Regions from separate parts of the Mus musculus genome. Here regions 1, 3, 4 and 5 are each linked to region 2. The links are chromatin loops, found by intact Hi-C in ENCODE. Cell type or tissue: heart. All regions are shown on one strand.

What was found. A loop is a pair of places that touch in the nucleus more often than their neighbours do. Peaks named below come from ENCODE experiments on the same cell type or tissue, not always from the same donor. Only the 100,000 strongest peaks of a DNase experiment are listed, where the experiment ranks them.
Region 1: it touches region 2 in a loop (6-fold over the local background); 13 of 42 quality-filtered maps call a loop at or near these places.
Region 3: a loop joins it to region 2, with 2.4 times the contacts of the local background. A loop is called at or near these places in 3 of 42 quality-filtered maps.
Region 4: a loop joins it to region 2, with 5 times the contacts of the local background. A loop is called at or near these places in 13 of 42 quality-filtered maps.
Region 5: it touches region 2 in a loop (2.8-fold over the local background); 14 of 42 quality-filtered maps call a loop at or near these places.

The regions. Positions count from the first base shown.
Region 1 is chr8:11,380,596-11,385,595 of GRCm38, reverse strand. The region is part of intron 4 of Col4a2 (collagen, type IV, alpha 2); the gene reads right to left. Among named protein-coding and RNA genes, the nearest start is that of Gm46030, 43 kb to the right of the region's middle. In heart, a CTCF peak has its summit at 426; DNase peaks (open chromatin) are centred at 1,995, 2,445, 2,915 and 3,765; H3K4me3 peaks cover 321 bases; H3K27ac peaks cover 4,263 bases.
Region 2 is chr8:11,310,562-11,315,561 of GRCm38, reverse strand. It overlaps Col4a1 (collagen, type IV, alpha 1), which reads left to right and starts at 2,736. Exons shown (of 52, transcript NM_009931.2): 1 at 2,736-3,046. The coding sequence starts at 2,963. Col4a2 (collagen, type IV, alpha 2) reads right to left here and starts at 2,757. Exons shown (of 48, transcript NM_009932.4): 1 at 2,448-2,757; 2 at 2,055-2,143; 3 at 1,878-1,932. The coding sequence starts at 2,098. In heart, CTCF peaks have their summits at 3,008 and 3,760; DNase peaks (open chromatin) are centred at 1,571, 2,751, 3,321, 3,811 and 1 weaker place; H3K4me3 peaks cover 4,544 bases; H3K27ac peaks cover 4,271 bases.
Region 3 is chr8:11,364,930-11,369,929 of GRCm38, reverse strand. All of the region lies in intron 4 of Col4a2 (collagen, type IV, alpha 2), which reads right to left. Among named protein-coding and RNA genes, the nearest start is that of Gm46030, 27 kb to the right of the region's middle. In heart, a CTCF peak has its summit at 2,160; DNase peaks (open chromatin) are centred at 239, 2,019 and 2,969; H3K27ac peaks cover 2,045 bases.
Region 4 is chr8:11,390,609-11,395,608 of GRCm38, reverse strand. The region is part of intron 4 of Col4a2 (collagen, type IV, alpha 2); the gene reads right to left. Among named protein-coding and RNA genes, the nearest start is that of Gm46030, 53 kb to the right of the region's middle. In heart, a CTCF peak has its summit at 2,614 (motif pointing right); DNase peaks (open chromatin) are centred at 638, 1,738, 2,308 and 2,608; H3K27ac peaks cover 2,779 bases.
Region 5 is chr8:11,251,123-11,256,122 of GRCm38, reverse strand. The region is part of intron 2 of Col4a1 (collagen, type IV, alpha 1); the gene reads left to right. Among named protein-coding and RNA genes, the nearest start is that of Gm32709, 7.6 kb to the left of the region's middle. In heart, no CTCF peak of the experiment used is centred here; DNase peaks (open chromatin) are centred at 2,432, 3,622 and 3,772; H3K4me3 peaks cover 709 bases; H3K27ac peaks cover 2,276 bases.

The sequences.
Region 1 (5,000 bases), 70 kb before region 2:
GCTAAACTCACAAAATGCAAAGCTTATTGGCATGGCGACCTTCAGACCCTTCCCAGGGAGCTCAGAGCACTGCCTTGGAAAATCTGTGACAGACATCCCACCTGCTGTGCATTCTGCCCTCTTATTTCCCTATCTCTCTCAGCTGCTAACAGTTTCTCCAGGACCGGAAGAGGTGAAGCCTTCCCTCCCTTTGGAAGACAATGTTGGAGTCACAATGGCTTTTCTTGGGTTAGGGTGTTTCTACATAAACATTGAAAAATGGGGACTCAGACACAAGAAGTCAGAGGCCTCTACTGGACAGAAGATGAGTGAATTAATGTTTAGGAAACATGTAGGATTTCATTTAAATATTGCATCTGCTGGAGAACGTTCTTCCGCATAAAGATTGGTGCATGGAAGATTCAGACTGTATTAACAAAATGTCCTTTAGGAGGAGCTGGAGATGGAAGCTACTCTCTGGTCAGTGACGGATGAGCTTGCACAAACATCCCACTCAAAACCTTGTTAAAGTCTAGAACTCCAGCTGGCTGGGGCTCTGGCAATCTAATCAGATTGCTCCACCAGCTTACTGGATATGTTGCTAACGTGGACCATATTCAAGGACATAAGATGCTTTTAGCCCTGGGAACATTACTCAAGCCACTGAGAATTTTAATGGTCTGAGCCACAGAGGGAACTTCTGAAATGACCAGGTTTCAGACAACCAGAGTGAGCCCCACACAGACCCTGCCAGCACCTAGGCAGTTTCCCTCCTAGAGGAGCAGGTGGCTTACAGCTTTCCTGCCAGGAAGATGATGGGGTGCACACATGACCAGATTAAACTGCATTAGGTCAGTTGTGTGGGAATTTACACGTTAAACAGTTTCATGGCAAATCTCCCAAAAACGTACCCGATTTTTGAAAAGTCCCATTTTTTTTCCCATGTCTTTCTTAAAACTGGACTGTGTCACCCAGGGAATATTACACACCTCGGAGGAGGAAGGATTTCACAAGACTAGGCTCAGCCCAGTCGTTTTTGGTCATTTGTGGGAAAACAACCAGCGAGGGAGTTCTGATTTACAGAACTATAGTTCGGGGCCAGCCAAGCTTGGGGGCTAATTAAACACCCACCAGGTTGACCCGCACTGCCTGGTCCTCATGTCCCCAAGTCAGATGGGGTCAGTGTCTCTGGCAAGGTCTTAGGGTGACCTATGATGAGTAACCCAAGGAGGTTTTTCTTAAAAAACAAAACAAAACAAAACAAAAACCAGTGCAGCCCATGATGGCCTAGAACTGCTATGTTTCCAAGGACGACCCAACTCTTGAGAGCTAGGAGTGCTTTAAACACATGACTTAATCTAATTTTGCAGCTGGGACACAGGAGTTGTCCACCCAGGGACCTGGAGTAGGTGGGTAGCCGCTTTCTTTTGGCTTCTCCCTAGTGCCCCTCACTCTTTCCCTTTCTTAGCCTCCTTTTCCAACTGTTCCCAGAATGCCAAGCGCTGAGCTGCTGCACACAGTGTATGTGTTCTTTTACTCTCCCTGCCAATTAAACAAAACAAAACAAAACCAAAAAACTCACAACCAAAATTTGGCAGGAATTAGCAATTGACTTTTTTTTTTTTAATAAAATTCTCTAAGTTGGGCGGTGGGGGGCGGGGGGAGTTATTTCACATACCTAAGGAAGAAAATAGTTTTCTAGGAACGTGATCCAAAGGATGCTGTAATGAAGCCATGCCATGCTAACTTGGTTGATGGCTTCCAACTGCCACCCTCTCTGGGCCAGATATGTCTGCTTCCACGCACCAGTGATGGTGAATTCCTCCATTCCATTTCTAAGCAATGGTGACTCCAGACTCTCTGAAATCCCCACTTCTTCACTGATGCTATTTAAATTGGCAATGTGTTTCCCCATGGCAAACCCAGTCTCTTCCTTATCATGTAAAATGGCCAGGGAAATGAATTTCCAAGGAGGGGCCAGGAAGAGGACACAGAGGGAAAAGGAGTAAAACCTGCGTAGATTCAGTCTTTTGTGTTCTAAGAATAGCATCAAAGCCTCTGGCCAGCAGCTGATCATCCTAGAGGCCTGATGGTTGTCAGGCTTGCCAGTGTGGACAGCTCTTTTCTTAGGCTAAGGCTGCTCTTAAGCTGGTAGCGGCCTCTCTTCTCAACTCATCAGAGAGTTGCTGAAGTCTCGCTTTAGAGATCTCCTACTGAACTCAAAAGTCAAATAAAAAAAAAAAGAAATTAGTGACTGTGAAAAAAAAATAAGCTTGAGGAGTGAGTCTCATGCCCTCCATTCTCCCTCAACTTCTAAATCCAGCACGGATCTCACCCCAGCCCACTCCCTCCCATCTCCACCAAGGACCATTTATACACCGGGAAGCCAGGAGGCTCATTGCAGTCTCCCTCTGTCCTCTCACCTGATTCCCTCTGCTACACTTCCCTAAGTGGCAGTCCAAGTCTAGGCCAAGACTTCTGGCTTCCAGCTTTGATTTACTCCCCAAATGTCTTGTCTGCCTTGCCAAGATTGTGAAATATGCCACCTACACTGTTCTTAAAAAGTAAAAAGAGCTCAATGCTTTACTAATGGAAAATATGTATCCGTCACTAAGTGGGAAGGAGAAATAGAAACTCATTTGTAATCTCTCTCTCTGCTTTCTCTCTCTCTCTGCTCTCTCTCTCTCCTCTCTCAGCTCTCTCTCTCTCTGCTCCCCCCCCCCCCCCACACTAAGCAAGCTCCCACAAACAAAGAGCCCATCCCTAATGACCCATTTGAATGAATGACAGATCTGGAACACAGAGGCAAAGGATAGCTCAGGACACTGTGGGGGTGGCTTTTTGGTTCCGGGTCAGCACAGGCCACCTCTCTGTGGACCTGCCTGGCAGAGCTCTGCTGGGAGCAGCATCCAAGACTCCTGTGACGCATCTCTGAGTGACCAGCATGGGAGCCTTATCTCCAGACAGACAACTGTGGGGGTGGATAGACAGCTGGCTCGGGGAATGTTTCCAAAGCCCTCCGACTGTCATGTACCGTTAGCAGGGCTCCCTGCACGCTTGGCAGGCTTGCTCCAGCTGGAGCGGCTTTATGCCCAAGGATGGTAAGACCGTGGGTAACTTGCATTAGTCATGTTGGTCAGCCTGTGGCTGGCAAGGCTCAGGACTTGGAGAATTCAGGGGCTTGGCTTGAACCAAAAAATAAAACCACAGAACATTCTCGCATTTACAAGGTCGCTTCTCTGAGATCTGCTTGTGCAGTTTACAGACCTGTTCTTAAGGAACAGCAGATCTAAGGCTGATGTCATTGCGTTCTCACCTGCCGGCAGCGACTGCCTGCTGTGCTCTCTCTCAAGAGAAGTGGGGTGGAAGGGAAATTCCTATCGTGACTTTGAATGGATTTCTGATGGAATTCAATTACAAGATGTTCAGGACTTATCGTCTGGGATTACTGGCAGAGTTTAGGAAAGGGATGGGAAGGGCTGAACTCAGCTGGTACAGCGAGTGCCTAGCGTGTAGTGCACGAAGTTCCTGTGAAGAGCCGTCCTTGCATATGTATGTAAGATGTTAAAATGTATAAATTAAACATGAAAAGGGGATGGAGCACTGTGGTATTCCCCTAAGGCAAAGGGCATGCTCTCTGCCCACAGACCTTCTGCTTGGCCAGATCTCATCATGCCTGGGGTTCCTACCTCAGAGGAAGGGCAAGTAAGTCCCCAGATGAGTGGTTTGGGAGATCCGGGGTGTGGCAGGAGCTGAAGGCTTCCCATCTCCAACCTGTGGTCTTCTGAGACCATCTTGACCCTCTGACTGCAGGAGCAGAGCAACTTCTGTGTGTACCTTCCCAACCTCTAGGCTAGCTGGTGAGTGAGGAAAGGAAGGATGGTGTCACACCCTCATGGGACCGCAGACTGACGAATGGGCTGAGGGCGAGTGAGGAGAGTGGGGCAGAGCCCACAGACTGACGAGGCCCCAAAATGGTGGCACACCCCTGGTTCGAAACTCACGAGTGTTCAGTAAACCAACCCCCTGACACCTTCTCTTACTTAGCATGGCAGCTTCCCATCACAGGTAAAAGAGAAGCAACTTGTTTCTACATGGAGGAAACCCTGGGTCTGCAGGGCTCCCCGAAGCTGTCTCTCTGGGCCATTGTAGGGAGAATGCTGGCCAACCTGGCATCCTCTTAGCCAGTGACTTGAGCTCTAATTTCCTAGGAGACATGTGCTGGCCCTGTGGAGGAAACAAGGGCTTTGGTTTTTTTGTAAACTGACCTTGCAGGGTTCTCCTGCTCCCTGGTTGTCTCTTTCCCTGTGCATTTCTAGCAGGCTGTGGCGATTCCCTGTGTGCCTTTAAACTCCATGGTTTCATTTTGACCTGTGTTTGAATGAGCTTTTAACTGACAACCAAATCTAGGAGAGCAAGTGGCAGGACCGGAGAGGAGGTGGGAGTTGGCCAGGAGGCCTGCGTGGCCAGGAGGCGTGGATGGACCTAGGTTTCTGTGTTGAATGCTTTAGTGGGATCTCATCCAATCCCAGCAATAGCAGGTGATGCTTCAGCCACTGGGAAAAGAGTCACCTCCGAGTGTGCTAAGGCTTGGTGGGAAGCAAGCAGCAACAGGAAGCTGGTTGTTGGCTAAAGACTGAATGGGAGACTGGGCTGCCTCAGCTTGCTCTGTGGCTGGGAGTGTAGAGTGTGTGTTTAGGTACAGGAGCGTATGTTTAGTGTACAGGAATCCCCGTGTTCATTCTCCAGCACAGAGAAGAAACCCGCAACTTCAAGTTCCTTGGGCCCTTTGTCCCAATAGTCCCGATAGCCATAGGGAGGGACACAATGTCTCCTTAGCATATCTCTCTTCAGGAAGTTTCCACCCCACCATTCATATTCCCGCATGCTCAGCTTCCTGGGACTTTCTGTGCCAGTTGGGTCCCAAATGGACATCAGCACTGTCATGTAACTGCCACTGGAGAGGGGCAGCCAATGTTACTCACTCTCCGAGGAGCCGCACAGCGCGGCTCTTGAGTCGG
Region 2 (5,000 bases):
GAGGGGAGGGGCAGAGTTCGCCGCAAGGAAGAATCCCACACCAAGAAGTCACGTCACCGGCACTAGCTGTGAAAAAGCCAGTGGGCCAAATTGTTAACCACACCAATCGCATGCGGTTGCAGACACACTGATTCACACACATTTAAACATTCAGACTCTACAGCCCAGAGAATGAACTAAGCACACTGAAGACACCTGGCGCTGTCTCTTAGCTCCTGTGAGCGGATCAGGGCTCCCAAAGTCTTCTGTGTCTGGTTTCTAGGCAGTGCCTCAGAAAGTCCTGCTGGGTTGTCTGAGATGGGATCTGGAGTTTTGGAAAGCCTTTCTAGGCAATGTGGTTTTCTGGGAAGTACCTGCTCTCCGTCACATCCAAGAGTAAAGGGCCAGAGACACTGAGGTGGGTTTGTGGCATGGGAAAGGATTTGGAGAGGTTAGGGAGCTATAGCGTAAATGAAGGGAATATGGCCTCTGGGACAAGCTGCAAATATTCTGAGGAATGTGGAAACTGAGGCTTGGTGTCATGAGGCAAGGGTAGAGCTGGGTAAATTGCTTTTCCATAGCAAACCCTTTTGGGAGTTGGAAAAAACAAAACAAAACGATGCCAGGTAAGGTCTTTGTTCTCAGGATAAAAGACATAGATGGCTGTGCAGCGGCTCAGGACTGTGGGAGTCACCACACTGGGTGTCACTTTCTAGGAACGTGGGTTTAAGTGCGGCTGTGGTCTACGGATCCCGGCCAAGTGGGAGTCATGCATGAGGGCCCATAAGTAATGGGCTGTTCCAACATTTAGGTTCTGCTCTTATGTCAGGACTGAGGACTGGGGCAGGAAGGAGACAGACTCAAGCTATAAGACTGGCCAGGGCTGAGCGGCCAGTCTGGTCAGAGCTCCGCTTTCTCCTCATGCTGGGCTCTGCATCCCAGCAGAGCAGGAGACCAACTGTGTGGTGGAACCAGTGCCCACTTTCTGCAAGCCTGAGAACCACTGATGGTTCCAGCTAGGTGAGGGAAGGGAAGGAGGCTGAAGCAGGGCTCCTTCCCCAAAGGTGTGTTGGTTCCAGACACAGAGTGTACTGGTGTCCCAAGCTGTGTCTACTTGGAACTCAGGTATTCCACAGACAAGTAAACAGGGCACATAGGACACCTGGCCAGGGTTCTCAATTTTCATGTTTCTTTTAAACAGCACTACCTATGAGAAGACCCCCCCCCCCACACACACACACTGGTACTGGTATAAGGAGTGGCTACATTTAAAATGCGAGGGAGCCCCAGAGCATCTCTCCAGTTCAGTTCAAAGGCTGTTCTGGCAGGCCTGGTTTGGTCTTTCAAGGAGCAACAGGTACAGTAAACAAGTCACAGAAGCCAGGGACCACAGGCCTCCCTCTGGTCTGTGGCTCTTCAGGGCCTACTCAAGGTTTGGAAGAGACCGCGGTTTCTATCCCTTTGTCCCCGAACAACCTTAAAGCAGGAGGCTGTCTCCTCCTTGCCCCGCCCCTCCCCAGAGACTCATATTTAAGCAAGATGCTCTCTGCCCACCACAGTGCCTGGACACCACCTCTGAGTTTCTGGAAACTCTTTGCTCCCAGCCCCCTCTGTCCGTGCGCCTCGTGGCCTAGTGATAGACATTCTTCCCTTGCTGCTAAGGCCAAAGCTTGGCAGCAAAAGGTGCCTGAGGCTACGTTTTAATTATTAGCTCCCTAGAGAGGGCCGACTCCTGCACTGCACGGGACGAGCGGCTGGCAGACACAGTAGCACACACCTACAATGCACACGCACACTCAGGTGGGCTCGACGAGCCTGTCTTCCACGAGGCTCCGCGAGCGTCCCAACCCGTCACGGGCGCGGAACTCCAAGCGCCGTGGAGTTCAAGCGGTACTTACCCCCAAGACGCTCTGAGCCAGGAGTCCCACTGTCACAGTTGCTAGCAGCAGCCACCTGCACAGGAGAGGGAGGGAGGGTAAGAAAGCGACCAAAACATGCGGGCCCCAACTTGTCAACTCCTGAAATATGCATGCAAGGTCCCCTTCACCTAGGAGACCAGGCAGAAGGCGACTTACCCTCGCAGGGGAGGGCCAGACGCTTTGAACCGCACTCGGTCCATGATCCCAGTCTTTGAGCTCTAGACTCGGCTCGATCCCTTCCTAACCTGGAGGCAAGAGACAAAGCGGGTTAGCAAAGGTGGCAGGCAGAGAGAGCATCGTCATCTTAGCACCCTGACTCCGCATAATGTCCCTCGTTTCCTTGCGGGGTGACCAAAGTTCTGTCCCATCAGGAGACAGAAAAAGGGAGATTCTTCTCCGTAGGCCCTGCCTGGAGCTCCTCAGCCCATGCAGCGCGATCCCTATTCCCCCAGCTCCGATCCAACGGAGCGCGCAGCCTCAGCCTACTCCGGCGCTACAGGTCCGCGACTTGGGGCCTGGCTCTCTGTGCCTCCCGGGGGTCGCTCTCACCTCAGGGTCAGGAGCTGCTGCCCGCGCGCATGGGCCCCTGAAGAAGCGTTGGCCCGTGGCACACCGGCGGCCAGGCCGGCCTGGCTCTGCTCCGTGGGCGCCGGACTCTCGGCCCCGGCGTGCCTTGCTGGTGCTTGCCCGGGATTGGCGAGCCAAGGGGCTCGTGGAATCGGGGCGCGGGAGGAGCTGGGTGCGGAGCGCAGAGCCCCGGCGTTCGGACTCCCTGCGACACCAAGTCCCGAGCGGCGCGCAGCCTCCGCCTCTTACCCGCGCCGCAGGGTCCTCCCCTTGGAGACGCCGCCCGCGCACTGCCGAGGGGAGGGGGCAGCGCCAACAAATTGGGGAGCTCCTCGGGCGGCGCGCTCAGGTCTCTGCGCAGAGTCACCGCACCCGGGACGGTGAGCAGGGCTCACGCCCGGGCCCTCCGAGACTGAGCACCTCGCCGTGGCCCACGGGAACTGGGCTGCATTTCCCCGCCGTCTCTGCTGGTCCCCTGCCGCCCCGGGCGCGCCACCATGGGGCCCCGGCTCAGCGTCTGGCTTCTGCTGCTCTTCGCCGCCCTTCTGCTCCACGAGGAGCGCAGCCGAGCAGCTGCGAAGGTGAGTTCCCTGCGGGCTGCGCTCCCCAGCCTCCCTCCCTGCACCCCTGACGCCCCGCGAGGCCTCTTTGTCCAGCGCCTGGCGCAGTCAAGCCGCCTGGCCCTCGAGGGTACCGCGGGTGGCACGGCCAGGTGCATTCTTCCCCCGGGTCTCCCTCTCCTAGTCCCTGTGGGCAGCGATCGCACATCCATTACGGAACCTCCTTTGTTATACACTGGGTGCGGGAGAGTTAGGAAGGGACTGAAGCTTAGCGTGTACCACGGCGGGGTGAGGGTACCGAGGAGCCAGTGAGATTTGAACCCTCATCGCCAAGGCTCTCAGCGGCGGGGCGCGCGAGTGGGTCGGGGCTGGAAGGGTGGCCAGGCACACCCCACGCCACTCAGAGTCCTACACTCATGTGCAGGGGGAACCGCTTTGGGTGTGTTTCTGGTTGTTTGGAGACCGTGATGGTTGAGGCTGAACAGCTTTGGGCCGTTTGCCTGGAAACATCTGTATTTTTGCTTTCCCACGACTTTTGTGTAGCCTACGGCACGCTTGAGAACAGACGCGGGGCTCTTCTCCGCATCCTAAAAGTCTCTGCCTCGACTCTTGCCTTTTATGAGTGCGTGCCTGAAAATTATAACCACATTTAGACTTGAGTGTGAAACCAAAGCGAAACTCCGTCGCATTGTTCCCTGCGCAAATTGTTTTTTTTAAGTTTTTGTTTCCTCTGGTGCTGTGCTTGGCCAGGAGGGCGCTGGGAGATGTTTGCAAGAGCCAGACTTCCAGCTCTGGAGGAACCCGGCCAGACTTTCTGCCTTCGCCCCTAGAGAATACACTTCAGCTGCTGCTGCTGCTGTGACAGCCATGCAGGCCCAAAGGCCACAAGGTGTGGCCTCTCCACAGTTTGCCTTCCCCTCAAATGCCTAAAAAACGACGTTTGCTTCTCACCGAAGCTTCCAAGTTTTAAAAGAAACCGTTGCTTAATTGTGCATTTTCCTTTCCTTTTAAGAATTTCACCTCTTTCCTGCAGGAGCGATACTGATCAACTATGCTATAAATTATTAACTGTTACATACTAGAATAAACTGGTAACGTTACTAGGGGTTTTCTTAATTGGGTTTTGCCTCCCTTTCTGAAGAAGGATGATTAATTACATCAGCAACCAACTTCAGAGAGTTCCCTCCTCTCCAGTCTTCACCTTCACCGCAGGTAGCCTTTTAACTACCCATTCTCTTGCTGAGGGTAGTTTCTCAAAAGAGCAGGCTTGATAGGCTGGACCTGCTGGCGGTGCAGGTCTTGTAGTTCTTGCTTCTTGGACACCCGAAGCAGGGGGATCTCAAGTTCAAGGCTAGCCTGGGCAACAGAATGAGTTCAAGGCTAGCCCAGGCAACATAGGGAGACTCTCGCTATAATAATAATAATAATAATAATAATAATAATAATAATAATAATAATAAAGTAAAAAGAGGCTGACGGGCAAAGTGCTTACCCAGCATGAACATAGCCCTGGGTTCATTCCCCAGGGTGGAAAATATTTACCAAAAGACCTAGGCCTTCTAAGGGGATCACTGTGATGGAAAAGCATGAGCCACTGTTTGGACTTAGGTTTTTCTGAACGATCGTGTTAGCAAAGCTAACTGTGAGATCTCACGTCCAGACCCTCAGGACTTTAAACCGTTGAGTCAGCCACATGAACTCCTGATCTTACTTGGAAAGTCAAACCAGCCAGGGTTGAGGCTTGACATTGATGTATTTCCTACTAATTGTCCTGTAAGACCAAGTACATTTCTGGATGCTCGCTCTGTTCTGTTCCTCCAGCTGCCTTATCTTAAGTGATTTGGCCCGTGGGTACCCTAAGATGTTACCTTGGTAAGACATTCACCCCATTAGCAAGCCTGCTAAATGTGCATATGACCTTAGGTATGCAAGAAGACCTGTTTAAAAACAACATCCCCCCTCATTTAGAAATCTG
Region 3 (5,000 bases), 54 kb before region 2:
AACTGTAGGGCAAACTCTGCAGCACACATGCACATTGGCCTGCTGTGGGACGTCTCCCCCCACCCCCCCTTGGGTACGGGGAGGCCTGAGAGAACCAGGGGCTGCAAGAATGACTTCCTGGACCCACAGCCCCCACAGAAGAGCTCCTGGCAGAGCTGCGGGTACCACCCTTGGCTTAGAGGAGGAGGCTTGAGAGCCTTCCAGGGCGGTCAGGGTGTTCTTGAGCTCAGGAATGCTCTCAGAGGGAAGGTTTCATGAGACGGTGGTGGCGTAATGGGGCTAAGGTTAGGAGCGGGGGTGGGGTGCAGTGTGCAGGGCTGGACTGCAGGAAAGAAGGAGTTAGGGAAATCATGGTGTCAAGGGACTCGGAGGGAGCGCTGGCCATATTTGCAGAAGCCTCCTGGTGCACACTCAGGTGACGCTCTGAGCAAGCCAGGAGCCGGATGACTGTAATTTCTACCATAGCGCTGTCTCCAAGAGGCAAGAGAAGTGCACACTGGGGGTGGGGAGACTGGAGAACCAATCTACAGAACCTTCTCCTCCCTGGCTCAGACACTTTGTTTAGGAAAAGAAACCACCCATGGAGAAATGAGGTTAAGGCTGCAGGAACAACTTTGGACCACTAAGTTTCAAGTATGTAAGATCGGCTCAGATATCCAAGGATGCTCATTGGGGCCAGCACTGGATCTCAGTTCAAGTTTTGGTCCTGGATTCTCCAATTATGTGATTCTGGGCAACTTACTTCATTTAATTTCCTCAAAACTGAAACGGGGACTACTTCACAAGATCCATCGGAGTTTCTCAGACACAAAGCACCCCCAATAAGCCCTGGCATCGCCATAGTAACGAGGGGCATGCCGCCTTCTCCTCCCCGTAATTCACACCAAGCACTCAAAGCAAACACGGTGCGCTGGTGATTGGTGTGGTACGGTTTCAGCTTGGTCGGATACGGCAAGTTGCAGACTTCCTGGGTTCTCTGGGATTCTTAGGGCCTGGGCAAGCAGGGATTCATGCAAGGGTAAAGTCAAGTGGTGTTCCACTCTGGCACATGTGCCACCAAGTAAGAGGGTGAGGAAAGTGCAGAGGCAGGAGGGCACCGACTGGCACATGCACAGACAGGCGTGAAGACAGGATGAGCTCTCTCTCACAGAGGTAAGACTCGTAGAGTTCTTAAGCATGAAGACACAGGCGTTTACAGCACATGTGTGTCATAACACTTGAGAGCTGAGTCTCGGCAGGCCGGGCTGCTTAGCCCAGGGAGACCCTGTGCATGTGGCTGAGCCCAATGCAGAGGAGAAAGCACAGCGCTCAGCTCAAACTCTATGTCCCTGGGTTTCCTACTGAGTACAGGCCGAGGAACAGTTGACTGTTCTGTGAGCAATGCTCTCTGAGGTATTTTGATTTTCCTTTTCGAAGAATTGTAGTCCAATATTCCACTCCCCAAAGAGCTTGAGAGGAGATACTCTAGCCAGGCACGGGGAAGTTCACTCTTGAAGATGTACACCGTGTCTGATGAGCACTGAGGTTCTCGGAGGGAAAGAAAGTGGATACTGACACCGTCCCACCTCGCAGATGTGCTGCCTCGTACTGGGTATCTTTCAGGAGACCGGAAGAAGGGGGACCCCGACTTTGAGGATCCAAGTCACTCTGAGGATTCTGAAGCCCGAATGTGTTATTAATGTGAAATGGGTACCCCAAATGAGTAATATCCTAGGCTTGGAAAACTCATGACCAAGTCATTATACTTCTTTTTTAATTGAAAAACCAACCAACCAACCAACCAACCAACCAACCAAACAAACACACAGGTAAGGGACACCCTACCCCGGAGAAAGGTGATGTGGTAAAAAATAAACTTTTAGTTGCTAAACCGTATGGATAGTAAGAAATGGAATAAATATTCCACTGTAGCTCACGTACGTCAGGACCCATCTGAATTTTGGAAATGAGATGCTGTGAGTCAGAACAATGGCTTCCCACAACACTATTGTGAACACGAAGACGGGAAACCCAGACACAAACAAGAGACAAATAGCCAAACCTGCCAAGAAGGTACAGGAAACACTTGCTCATGTTCACCTCAAAAGTGGAACAAGACACTAATTGTTTTTTCAGATGACTGTTAAAAATAATGCACTCTTTACTGTAGTGGCCACAAGATGGGATTTGAATACAGCATTGTTTAAAAGAAAACAAAACCTCTCATTATAGCCACTGTTTAAATTGGAAGATTTATCTTTATAGGTTATCTTTCTTTGGCAAAATGAGATAAGATTTTTATAGACAAGAAAAAGCCATCTTCTGCAAACAACATGTGTTAAAAATAATCACAGAGATAAACAAACAATAAAAGGTTTAAATTTCAGACAACAGGACAATACTGCTAGCTTTGGTTGAAAGAATAGGATGTCAGTGAACCCAGCTATGCAGGACTGGCCTTTTCATTTCCACATTCCACTGTGCCCTGCTCAGAAGTCACTTGAAGGAAGGACAGGGAGTCTGCCTAGGTCTTCACAGACAAAATTTACCATTAAAAAAATTATGCTGAAGGACTCTGGGCAAGCCTTTGTGCCTATTCCACTCCCATTCGAGGTCATAAGGCCCCTTGTTCAAAGGACCCACCTCTGAGAGGGGACCCTGAGCCTGAGGGTGTGTTGGGTACAGTGAGGTCAATGGTCACTGTTGATTTAATAAGAGTATTAAATAAAGGAGTCCATGATTCATTTACAGTATCAGCATCTGCGAACTGAGGTGAAAATAGTTGGAACCCCTGGAGTGGGATTGGAGGGCAGTAGAGAGCCAAACAGAGGAGGACTGTATGTGCGGCTCCCCTAGGGTAGAATTTAATTTTGGCTTTGCTGGCCCACTTTCCCATCTGTGAGCAGACTCCCCAAATAAGTCTGGAGTTCATGTGGTTCAATGCCAAGAGCAAACAGGGATCAGGAAGGGACATGGTGACAACTGAAGAGTCATCTCAGGGTACAGCCAATCTCAGACCACAGGCAGCAAAGTCTCAGTGCGTCTGGAGGTCCCATCTCAGTGCCTGTGGCTGTGGCAGGAGAAGCTCAGGCAGAGGCAGGACGAGCTGGGAAACAGCAGTCAGTAAGCTACTCCGGGTCTGACACAGACATGGGATGAACTTTAAAAGGCAACAGTGTATTCAAAGAGCCTCTCAGGACATTAAATAAGTACACACTGTGCCTCTTTTTAAAGTTTCAGACAAGTGCTAAAAATAATACAACTCCCATAGTGTGCAACACTAGCCAATAAAAGGATTTTCTATGATGGTAAGCTGTTGATCAGGAAAGACAGAGTATATGCTTTAATGCACGATGTATGTAAATGCCTGCATGCACACATGCACAGCATGCAGACGCTAGCTACAGTACTGGGCATGCTGGCTGCAGCACATGTCTTAGTTATAGGAAGCATGGTGGCAGCCAGAGAGTCCCTTCCTATCTCGCAGCTGCTGGGAGGGACTCTTGGTCATGAGGATAGGTCTTGTCCCCCGTAAATGTCAATGTCAAAAGACAACTTATTCAGCTCTGCCATTGGCTTTGGCTTTTCCCATGACTCATCTCTCCTTCCAAGATAACTGACATTTCTGAAGGGAACCCTTTTTATTAAGTCATATTTCTCTCTACCAAAGAAGTCGTTTTCATTTTCTGCACTGGGGAGGCCATTTTCACCCACAAAGTCCTTTCTGTTTATTTCTTTGTTTCCTGGTTCTCCTTGAGGGTATGCAGACAGCCACATACCCTGTCTACCAATGCTAGCCTCAAAATAAAGCCCCCAAAATACCAGTGGCAATTCACATTTAGAAACATCCTTCTTTGTCCATGGCCATGTTCATGGGATGTCTGTGTTTGAATTGGGTCAGATTGAGATGAGAGAGATAGACAGAATTACAGAAAGAGATGGGTAGGCAGGCATGCATGCACGCACACACACACACACACAAACACACACACACACACACAGAGAGAGAGAGAGAGAGAGAGAGAGAGAGAGAGAGAGAGAGAGAGAGAGCACTAAGGGGAGAAGAACACCTCCCCAACTCGTTTCCTTACCAGCCACTGCAGTTACACTTTTTAATAATTCAACAGGGCTTAGGATCATCCTAGACTGAGGTTCAAAGGCAACTGCCACAGTAGAAGACCAAAAGGAGAAAAATCTTATAGAGAAAGTCTGTTTTGGCAGATTGATCTATCTATCTATCTATCTATCTATCTATCTATCTATCTATCCATCCATCCATCCATCCATCCATCTATCTATCTATCTATCTATCTATCTATCTATCTATCTATCTATCTATCTACCCATTTACGAGACTGGGTCTTACTCTGTAGCCTCAGCTGGCCTGGAATTCATCTGCCTCTGTTTCCTGAAGGCTGAGATTAAAGGCGTGCACCCTCACATCTGGCTATCTTGGTAGAAATATATGAGCATATTTGGTCAGGGTGGTGAGAAATTAAAGCAGAGTTTCTGAAGCATGGTTCTGGTCTTCAGGGAGAGGTTTGCCCTACTCTACTCTGTCTGTTTGTCTGTCCGTCTCCCTACTGCTGAGGCAGCAGATGCTGAAGAGAACTGAATCTGATGATCAGGGTCTCAGAATGGAGGGCAGACAAGCTCGAGAGCCATGGCTAGAGGAGAGAGTATCTAGAGAGAAATAGAAACTGACAAGAGAATCAAAGAGCCTGCTTCTCCTGCTAATGCATGGCTGCCCTTGGGTTTCTCCCTCTAGCCGGTGGTGTTGGGAATGAGCCCTACCTAAGCCTTCATGCACAGCCAGCAGCCCTTGTTGCACTGAGCCGTGCCCACCTCATCCTTGGAAGGTTTATTTTTTTGAGTGAAGCTGTGAGCTTTCATGTGGGGACTCCATGTTGAGTGACAGTCCCACAGAAGAGCTCAATCCTGCAGCCAAGAGGCTTTTGAGCCCAGCATTTACGAGCTGTCATGTTTTGTGGTGATGTGACAGGGTATCTTATGTAGCCTTG
Region 4 (5,000 bases), 80 kb before region 2:
GCTCCGGAACCCTGAATCTCTGTCTCACACAATTCCTAGGTTCTTGTGTGCATTGCTGTCGGAATAACAGCATGTCCCACACTTCCCTCCACATGGCCCTTAAGGGAGAAGACAGTTATCTTTAAAATAAGAAACTTAGGACTAAGTTCTAGCTCAGAGACAGGTCTGGCTCATTGAGTCAAGCAGAGCCAAAAACAAACAAACAAACACCCCCATTATGTCAGCTAAACATTAACTTTAATTAAACATCCCTAGAAGACAGAATAAATGGGATAAGGGATTTGTCCGCTTGACCCCCCATCATTCCCTTTCTGGAGTCACACCTGGTGTGTACCTGGTCACAAGTCATTTTTGGTGGACGGCAAGGCCAATCAAAGCCAATGTTATTAAGTTATATGGCTAAGTAAGAGGTGTGCTTAGAATTCCAGGCTCCTGAGAATGCTCCCGAATTTGGAAAAGTTTACATCTGGAAAAGGGGCCAAGTGTCATCAGAACGTGTGCAGGCAGAGGCGACAGGACATTTTGGACAAAGGCCAGATAAGCCCAAACACCCACCCCCAAGGACAGAACCGGCCCCTGCACACCAGGATGTTCAATCTGGCTGCAGCCTTTCCGGGTAGAGCAGAATAGACTCCCAGTGACGCAAAGGATGAATGGTAGGAAATCCCCTCTCCTTCCTAAACCGACTCTTCCTGCCTCACCTTTCATGGGCACCAGCCCCAGACCCTCCTACCCTCCCCAGCCCCTTGCAGACTCTCCCTTCCTCTGAGGGCAGTAGACCACGACTCTTGACGATCCTGGGGAATTCCTAAGTCCTAATGAATTTCTGCAAGCTGATGGCATACACTGGCGAATTCACAAGATGTCCATGATGGCAGAAAGGGCTCCTTCAGGATCCAGGACACGTGTTCTGTGCCCTAGGATTTGGAACTGTCTACTGTTCATGAGGGTGACGGTTCACGTGTGTGGACGTGTTATGTCACCTGCAAGGGAAACGAGAGAGTACCCACCTAACAGTACGTGACACAAGAGACTGAGAGCTACTTTCCAAAGCTATTTAACAGATTGTGGTTAAAAAGCAAATGGCGTCTGGCTTGGTGAGATGGCTCAGCTGGTAGAGGAGATTGCTCTGAAGATGGATGGTCTGAGTTCCGGACCCGGGACGCACATGGGGGAGGGAGAGAACTGATGCCCAAAAGTTGTCCTCTGACCTCCATACACACACAAAGGCACACGTGAGCCCCTCCCCCACAATTGATTAGTTAATTAATTAAATCCACACACGTTGAAGCAGACATTCAGCTTTTACTCCCAGGACCCAACTCAGGGACATCCACTTGTAGTGGCTCAGACTCAAATGAGAGAGAGAGAAATAATAAAGCTAAACCAATCCGCAGCTCCCACCTGCAAAACGGGTAGAAGAAAACACTGAGACTTTGGGCTTGTAAAAAATTTCTTAGACACACACACACACACATACACACACACACACACCACCAAACAAAATAGTGGAGAAGATTAAAAAGTTTGATCCTCCAAATTCTGCTGAAAATAAAAAGGCTCTAAACTAGCCAAGTCTGTCCTGAACTAGAGGAGGGACTCCCTGTCAGGCTCCTATTAAACCTCCTGCTGATGCCTGACACTTGTGAGCCTACAGTGGTGGCCTGGTGGCCCGGCTCCCTTAATCGTCTCTCCTAAGCAGTTCCCAGCATCTGGCTCTCACCTCTTGCTCCACAAACCGTCTGCCGAATGGCTGGCTGCTCACATATCTGGCTCTGCCTCACTCACAGTCCTCCCAATTCACCCCTAGTTCTATTTTTAGAACACTTTCCTTCTGTTTTTTTTTTTTTTTTTTTTTTTTTTTTTTGTGGTTTTTGAGGCTTGAGCCCAGAGTCTGGCGTGTGCGAGGTAAGAGCTTCGCCACTGAGCTACATCCTTAGCCTGAACCCCTTTGAAGACCACTATAGTAACATCACAGTTTCTGAGGTTCAACCGAGGGGGCGCTGCCCTTCAGAGAAGGCTGCCACCCTTACTGTCCCAGCCCCATTCAGTTCTGTAGTCCCCTGGAGCCATTCAGGAAAGTCTTGTCTTAGCCCTGCACTGCCCCGGGGAACTGCTGATTGTTGGCTCCTTAGAGGGTTTGGCTTCTCTGTCTACACAGCAGACAGAATGCTCCCCGGGCCCTCATGATGAAGTCATCAAGGAGACCACCCAGGCTCATGGAAGGAGGCCTGAGTATCAGACCCTGCTCAGCATCTGATTAGATAATGAAATATCGTGGGCAGCCAAGGCGCGGGTGAGGCAGGCTCTGGAATGCTGGGTGTTCCTCCTCCAGAAAGCTCAGGCCGGTAATGTCTGAACCTGGCTGCTTTAAGCATGACTGAGCTGAACTTGAACATGCTTAGCAATGGGTAGGACCTTAGTGGGACCGCTGTGGTTCACAGGGGGTCAAAAGTTGTAGAGGAAAAGGGGTGTGTATTGACAGAAGTCTGTAAAAGCCTAAAAAGGAAATAATTTTAATGTTTACTGGATATCTCAGTTTTGAAAATTTGAAATGAAATCAACATTCCTGGTGGAAGGAACAGGGCCAAGGGGGATAATAGTGCAGTTCCAGTAGCCAACACCAGGTGGCAGTCATTCTCAGCCTGCAGGCGAAGTTAGGAAACCTGTCCTCTGGCTTGAAAGTTTTGAGTCTTTCCAGGGTCACATGACTCAGCTCTAGGGAACAGAGGGCAAGTCCCTTATTTGTTAACCTCCCTTGGGGATAATCCCAAGGAAAACTGTGATTGCCTAATTCCAGTTAGTCCAAGGGGCTATCATACCCCACTTCTCTTAGAGTAATTAAGTCAATAACTCATAATCTGTCTTTTAATCTTGTTAAAGTAAAGTATGCCAACTACTGACACTGGGAGCCTGCTCCCATGCTTACCCTGACAGCACTTGCAACAATGACTTCAAGTGACATTAGAATGAATTCCTCCCCAGGACTGAGTCAGCACATACCTAACAGCCTTGGATCTTTGCTAAGAGCCATTTCCACCTTTGTTAACACATTAGATTTTAATTCCTGTAAAACTCAGGACACATATTGTCACTATGCTCATTCTCTGAGGGAAACTGAGGTGGGGGGTGTGGCCAACCAGCCTTGTACATTCCGAGAGAGTGAGCTCTCACCGGAGATGGCCATGTGGTTCTGGAAACCCACTGGCAGCCTGGGGCATGCTCCTGTAGAAAGGGACTCAGGTGTGAAGCCAGGCAAGGCAGGACAGGTATGGGGGAAGAAGAGCAGAACAGAACAGAGCTGGTGGCGATATGGATTAGGGACAAGATAAAAGGGTATAAAAGTGACTTCTGAGGTGGAGAGGCTAGGAGATGGACCACAGACGATGGACTGGGAGGAAAGTCTGTGGGTGGCCGAGGCATCGGTGATGACTGTTCATGTCACTTGACCACCACACCCTATCTGAGAAGGCAGGATGTTGTGGTCTTTGAATGGCCAGAACTCCGTGCTGGGAGGTGGAGGAGCCACCATAAGGCACATGAATGGCACTTGGAAAGAAAAGCTTGAGAATACCTCCTACCAAGAGACCTCACCTCACCAGGGAGGTGCTGACTGCAGCCCTAAAGGGCCTAAGGACGCTTCTGGAACAGCTCTGGAGTTCTCTGTCTCTTTTATCTCATACCCATGTGGCCTCTGAAGGGCTTTGTTAGTATATTTGGTTTGCTCTTATTTTTTTAGACAGGGTTTCTAGCTCAGACTAGTCTCAAATTGTTACCTAGCCAAGAATGATCTTGGGCTTCTAATCCTCCAGCATCTACCCGCCCTGGGATTACAAGTATGAGCCCCATGCCCAGTTTCTGCAGTGCTGGGAACCCAACACAGGGCCTTGTGCATGCTAGGGAAACAAGCTACCAATGGAGCCACATTCCCAGTCCCAGTCCCACCCCTTGCTGGAGTCAGAACCCACATCCTTGTATATGTTAAGCAAGTATTTTGCCACTGGGCTACACTCCAGCCCTAACCGTTGACGTTCAATTCTGGGAAGGTCAAAGGCAGACAGTCCACATCAGATCACACAACATCACACACAGCCTTTCTTCCTTGCACCTTTAGAAGGATCTACTCTTTGGGAGGAGTCCTAAGATAAGACCTGCCAGTCCTTGAGGTGGTCCTTGGGGTACCCCCCTCTCCTATGACACTGTCGCAGCCTTCAGGTTAAGCGTGTCTTCTGGACAGTGATTAAGAGGCTAAGCTTACAGGACTACGGTTCTGTAAGTGAGTCTGGTGTCTCTGCACTTCCTCCCTCGGATTCTCATCTAGGATGACCCTTCTGATGTCACTGAACACGTATCCTGAATAAACACAGACCATAGGAGCTCTACCTCCCATCTCAGTCTGTGGGAAGCTAATGCATGGATCAGTTATGCAGACAGGAGACCCAGTGACATCCTTCTGCAATCCAGAGAATGACTCAGGAGGCATGACAACCCCCCCCTTCCTTCTTCCTTGGAGACAGTGTTTTGTGTAGCTCAGGGTGGCCTCAAACTCACCCTGTAGCAATGGATGACTGAACTTCTGATCTTCCTGACACCACAGTAGGAACTGGGGGTTGGATGTGGTTCTGAATTCAGGGCAAGCACTTTATTGACTGAGCCCCATCGACACCCTTTTACTTTCTAAAGACTTTATCTACTTTTATATGTATGAGTGTTTTATCTGCCTCCATATATGAATGTATTCACATGCAGTGCCCGAGGAGACCCCCTGCCCCCCAAGACTGGTGAACCCCTCAGAACTGGAGTTACAGACTGTTGTGAGCAGCCACGAGGATTCTGGGAAGGGAAGAATCCAGATTCCCATGCAAGAACAGCTGGTGCTAACTGCTGAGCCATCTCGGGCTCTCCACCAATCCTTTCCTCTAATGACACTTAAATTCTTCATTATTTTATCTTTTATGTGCACGGGTGTTTTGCCTATATGTATGTCTGTCTGTGCACCA
Region 5 (5,000 bases), 59 kb after region 2:
TCTTGGAAAGTCCCTCATATTTAACTTTGAAGACTGTCTTATGTGCTTATATTATTAGTTATAGTTTTTACACTCAGGATCTTCTCTTCCCTTCCCTTCCCTTCCCTCCTCAGCCCCTCCCCCGCCCCCTTTTTGAGTCTGTTTCCTGTATCCTTGAACTCCGGATTCTCCTCCCCGGATTCTGAGTGCTAGGGTTACGGGGTGCGTGGACCAAGCCTAGCTTGTCTGAGTACTTCATTTGTATTGTTCATATTTTTGTTACCACAGACAAAAAAAAAAAATAGTCCATGGCCAGACTGTGGCATTTCCTGACATTTATCTGTCCTGGTTTTGTTTAAGGTCCCGTCACACCCACGTGCACTCTCAAGTTAACAGCATCTTCACCCTCCAAGGGCTGCTTAGGAGCAGAGGGTACTTCTCAAACTTCCCATTAGTGGAGAGAATAGGTCTTTAAACTGTTGATTCAGAGATAATGAAGACAATAAGAAAACTTATCTTTATGGGCAAACGATTTTTTTTTCTTTCTGAGCTCAAAAAAGAGCCAACCCCTGTGAAATCTTATTATCCATTATCTATGTTCTGAACTCTCAGCCCCTCCCCAAACTCCCCATCAAGCCAGAGCATAGAATTTTGATCTTTTCTTGGAACTTGGAAAAAGAGGCAGGGCAGTCACATTGCCAGCACGGTGTGACATCATGGCTGATCTTTGCAGCCCTCGAGACCATCATCACGTGTTGCCCAGGTCAGGAGCACGTCCTGCATACCTCTCAACTCTACCTCATCCTTCAAGGACAGCCTTCATTTAAAAAAAAAAAAAAAGGATCCTAGTGGAATTAGTAACAAAAGACACCAACAGGTCAAGTCACAGAGAAGGGATACTTAAGTGACCCCTGGACTGAGGGCTAAAGGGACACTAACCTGAGTGTCCGAACGGTGGCAGGCCAGTACCTTGCAGCACCACTTCACTGTCTACACCGTGGGTGCTTCCTTGCTGTGTGGCTTGGTGTCCCCAGAGTGACTTCCTGTGTGGGGTGAACTTGCTGTAGCACCTGATGCTATTACCTGCCCACACAGAAGGCCCAGCAGGGAGCCGTGTGCCGCTAGGTGAAGAGCTTGGGATGGCGGCTACAAATCAGGACAAGCAAAGCAAGTAGAATACAACTGCTACTTATTTGGTGGTGCTTAACCCTGGTTTATTGTTAACCCTGGGTCTTGTTTAGTTCTGTGCATATAAGTCCCCTAACTTCTGTTGGCCCCAGTTACCTGATTCAGCCCTGACTTGCTGTTATGCCTCAGGGCCACAGCTAGGAAAGTTCCCAACCTGTCATTGAGCACCTTGTAGGTCTATTGCTTTCCTGTTTTAAAAGAATATTCGTTTATTTGGTCAATTATTAATTCATTTTTTTGCCAACACTTCATATCCTAGGTTGGCCCGCAGCTCATTGTGTAACTCTGGCTGGCCTTGTACTTGTAGCATTTCTCTTGCCTTGGGTGCTGGCTGTGAACCTCTGTGCCTGGCTTGTATGTTTAAGTCTGTAGGGGAGGAGCAGGTAGAGGTCATACTAATAGCTCTAAGCTTCAGAAGTGCTCATGTTGATAAGCTGTTAGCATTGTGGTTCATGTCACCACCTCTCTGGAAGCTACTGAAGATTGGTTGGATCCCCACCACCACCACCACCACCACCACCACCACCACCACCACCACCACCACCACACACTTTACAGTTGGCAAGTGCCAGGAGAGTGGATGAGATTACCTTAAGGCATAGGTTTTCTATAGCCCAGGGAAGGGAGCCAAAGGCAAACCTTTGAGTCTGATTTGCTGGCAGTGTGGTGAGCCCCCACAGTGGACTCAACAGCTCACTCTTGTCCTCTTTGTGCCTGTTTGCAGGATTTAATTTCTTTCTGGGCCATATGCAATTCAAACTGGAACATGCCCACGATGCAAGTGAAAGGGACCAGCAGGCAGAAGGGGAGGAAAGAGTAGGGACTGGGAGAAGTGGCTGTCTTCATTCAGCAAAACCAATATTCACTAATATAACCAGAAGAATTCGCAGTTCATATTGTTTCTACAGTCAAAGGTCTTGGTCACCTCATAGCCCCAATATTTAGGCTATCCATTTCATACTTAATTTCATAAATTTTCCATTCCAATTAAAGCTTTTTTTTCTAGACAATTCTATCTCTTAGACCTCTGTTAAGCTTATTTCTCTCTGTTGTGCCTACTTGAATGGGCACACACACATACAGCGTGCATATACACAGAGGTGAGCTGGGATCCCATGTAGCCCAGGCTGACCTTGGACTCCTCATCCCCCTGCCTCTGCCTTTTGAGTACAGGGATTTCAGGGCTTGCCATCACACCTGTTTGATACACTCTTGCTACAGTAACAGCCCAGAGGATCTGCCCAGCACATGTAGACCAAGCTCTCCCCCTGGTGGCCAGACTAAGAGCTGCAGAGGACCAGCTGCCCATGAGAGACCACAGGTTCCTGAAATCTCCTGGGTCTACAATTCTTCTCCAGGGAGCAGACATCTGGCTGGGGTCCTCTTGTGTGTCCAAGGAGTGGATAGCACTTTCCTGAAGCTACCTAGGTCAGAGGGCCAAGAGGGAATGGGAAGAAAGAAGCCAAGGCTGAGGCAGAGACACTCCGCAGATGTGAGATGTCCTGGCCAGTTAGGAAAGTGCCCAAGACTCCCGGTGAGTCTAGAGACAGGAGGCCAGCATAGGTCTTACTTTCTAATATAAAACCATGCATGCTCCAGAGAGTGACTTAGAACAGAAACTCTGAAAGATACCACAGAGAACTGCCCTCCAACTAGTGTGAGATGTCTGCATCTCCTCCGCGGAGGAGGACTTGGAAATCGTTTTCTTTTCCTGCCAGTGACTTGCCAGCGCTCCATTCTGCTGCTGCTTCCCCTCCATCAGTGAAGTCACATTTGCTGTTGGATAGGCTTCATGGGAAAGTCTCGAGTCGTCTGTGAGAAGAGGTTATTTACCGCACTTGGTTATTCTTGTGTTGAGCGAGTGTTAGCTCTTCAGAAAGTGTTTTGCATTTTTTTTCAAACGATGAGGAGGAAAATTGGGTTTTTATAGCCTAAAAAAATTTCTGCAATTTTTTTGTAGCTGTTCCGTCATCATGACTATTTACTATGTCTCCTCTCTACCTTTTGCTGCTCTGAGCCCCAGAGTTAACGTTGTAGCAATGTGTGAGGTGTGAGCTGGCAGTGGTAGGACTGACACTTAACAGCAGTTCAGTGGAAACTTCTCCCCTGCTACATTCAATTCATGGTGGAAAACAGAACTGAAGAGCTACCCTGACTCAAGAGGCCCTTCCCTTGTCTCACTGTGTGGGTCCTGTCCCCTCTCCCTGCATCAGTACAGTGTCAAGCAGAAGGCATGCAGGGAGCTCCCAGAGGGGCCCCGACACAGGAGCTTTTCCGTGACCTGGTGACACAGATTGCAGCCTGCCCACAACTTTCCCAGCACTATCACATTCCGGATATGGTCCTGCGGATGCCTCTCTGGCTAGGCTCAAGGGATTGAACTTGTGGAATTTTGGCTAAGTGCCATGGTTCCCCCATTGACTATGGTCCCTATAGATCATGGTCCCCCGAATTGACCATGACCCAGCATCCCAAATCGCTTCCCACTAAGCACATGCCCTGGTTGCTATGGGCCAAATCTCATGGCTTTTATGTCTCAGTTATGTTCAGTCTTGCTTGGGAAGTGACATCTCAGGGAACTAGATGACAGCAGGACACAGCTGGCTCAGGATCACGTCCAGAACAGAGATTTTTCTGTTGCTATTTAGCTTGGGACAGAGGCATCAGCCAGGTGCTAATGGGGCCTCAAGGGCTTGTGCCAGGGACCTGGGTTGTATTCTGCCTGGGATTTTCCGTTCCTTGGGTGGGGTGTGTTGTGCTGTTGTTTATCTCAGAATCCTGTCTCTAGTGTTGATGTGTGCCAAACACTAGCTGAATAACTTCTTCAAAGAAGGTGTAGAGGGTGCATCCCAAGCTTTAATTTGTGTTGGCCATCGGATTCCCTCTATTTTCTGTGAAAACACACGGAGATCCTCTTACCCAGGTTTTGTTTCAGGTGTGAGCAAACATTTTTGCATGTGCTGTGGTTCCCTTGAAGATCCATGATCCTATTGTTTAAAATGTAAACAAAACAAAACAAAACAAAACCGTGAAAGCCTCACTGAGACAAGGGTTCCATGCTGACCCTCAAAACAGCCACAACTTATCCATTTAAAATATTTTGCTAAACTTTAGCATAATATAATACATGCTAAAATTTAAAAAGATATACTTTCAGTTCTATTTTGTACAGAAGTATGCTTTGCCTGCATGCATGTATGTACACTAAATGTGTGCCCAGCATCCACAGAAGCCAGAACAGAGCATCTAATCTCCTCAAACCCAAGTTACAGCTGGTTGTGAGCTGCCATGAACCAAACCTGTGTCTCTGCAAGAGCAGCCAGTGCTCTTCACCACTGAACCATATCTACAGCTCCCTAGATCAACACTGTAGACACAGAATTTTAATTCATCATTCAGAATAAACTCACTACATAGCCCAGGCTACCCTAAAACTAGCATCCATCCTCCTGCTTCAGCTTCCTAAGTGCTAGGATTAGAGTCACCACCCCTGGCCATCGTGATTGCTTTTGATAATAGGAGTTTTTGATGATAACTTATTTTAGGCACATTTTATGTTCCCTTTAGTTTTTGTACTTGGTAATTGTTCCTTGAATTTAGAAATTCCCTACTATTTCAACCTCGCATGTTCTAGTTGCTTCCTATTTGACTTTCTTGCTGAGACTTGAGGGAGCTGAATCTTAAGCTCTTTTTGCAGTGTTGGAAGAGGCTGGGACATGATTGGGTATTACAAAGGGACCCTTTCTTTCCACATTTTACGGGATCTTTATGTGCTTGCTGTAGATAATACGGTAAGCAAACATTTTAAGTTCCTCCAGCATGAAACTCTATTT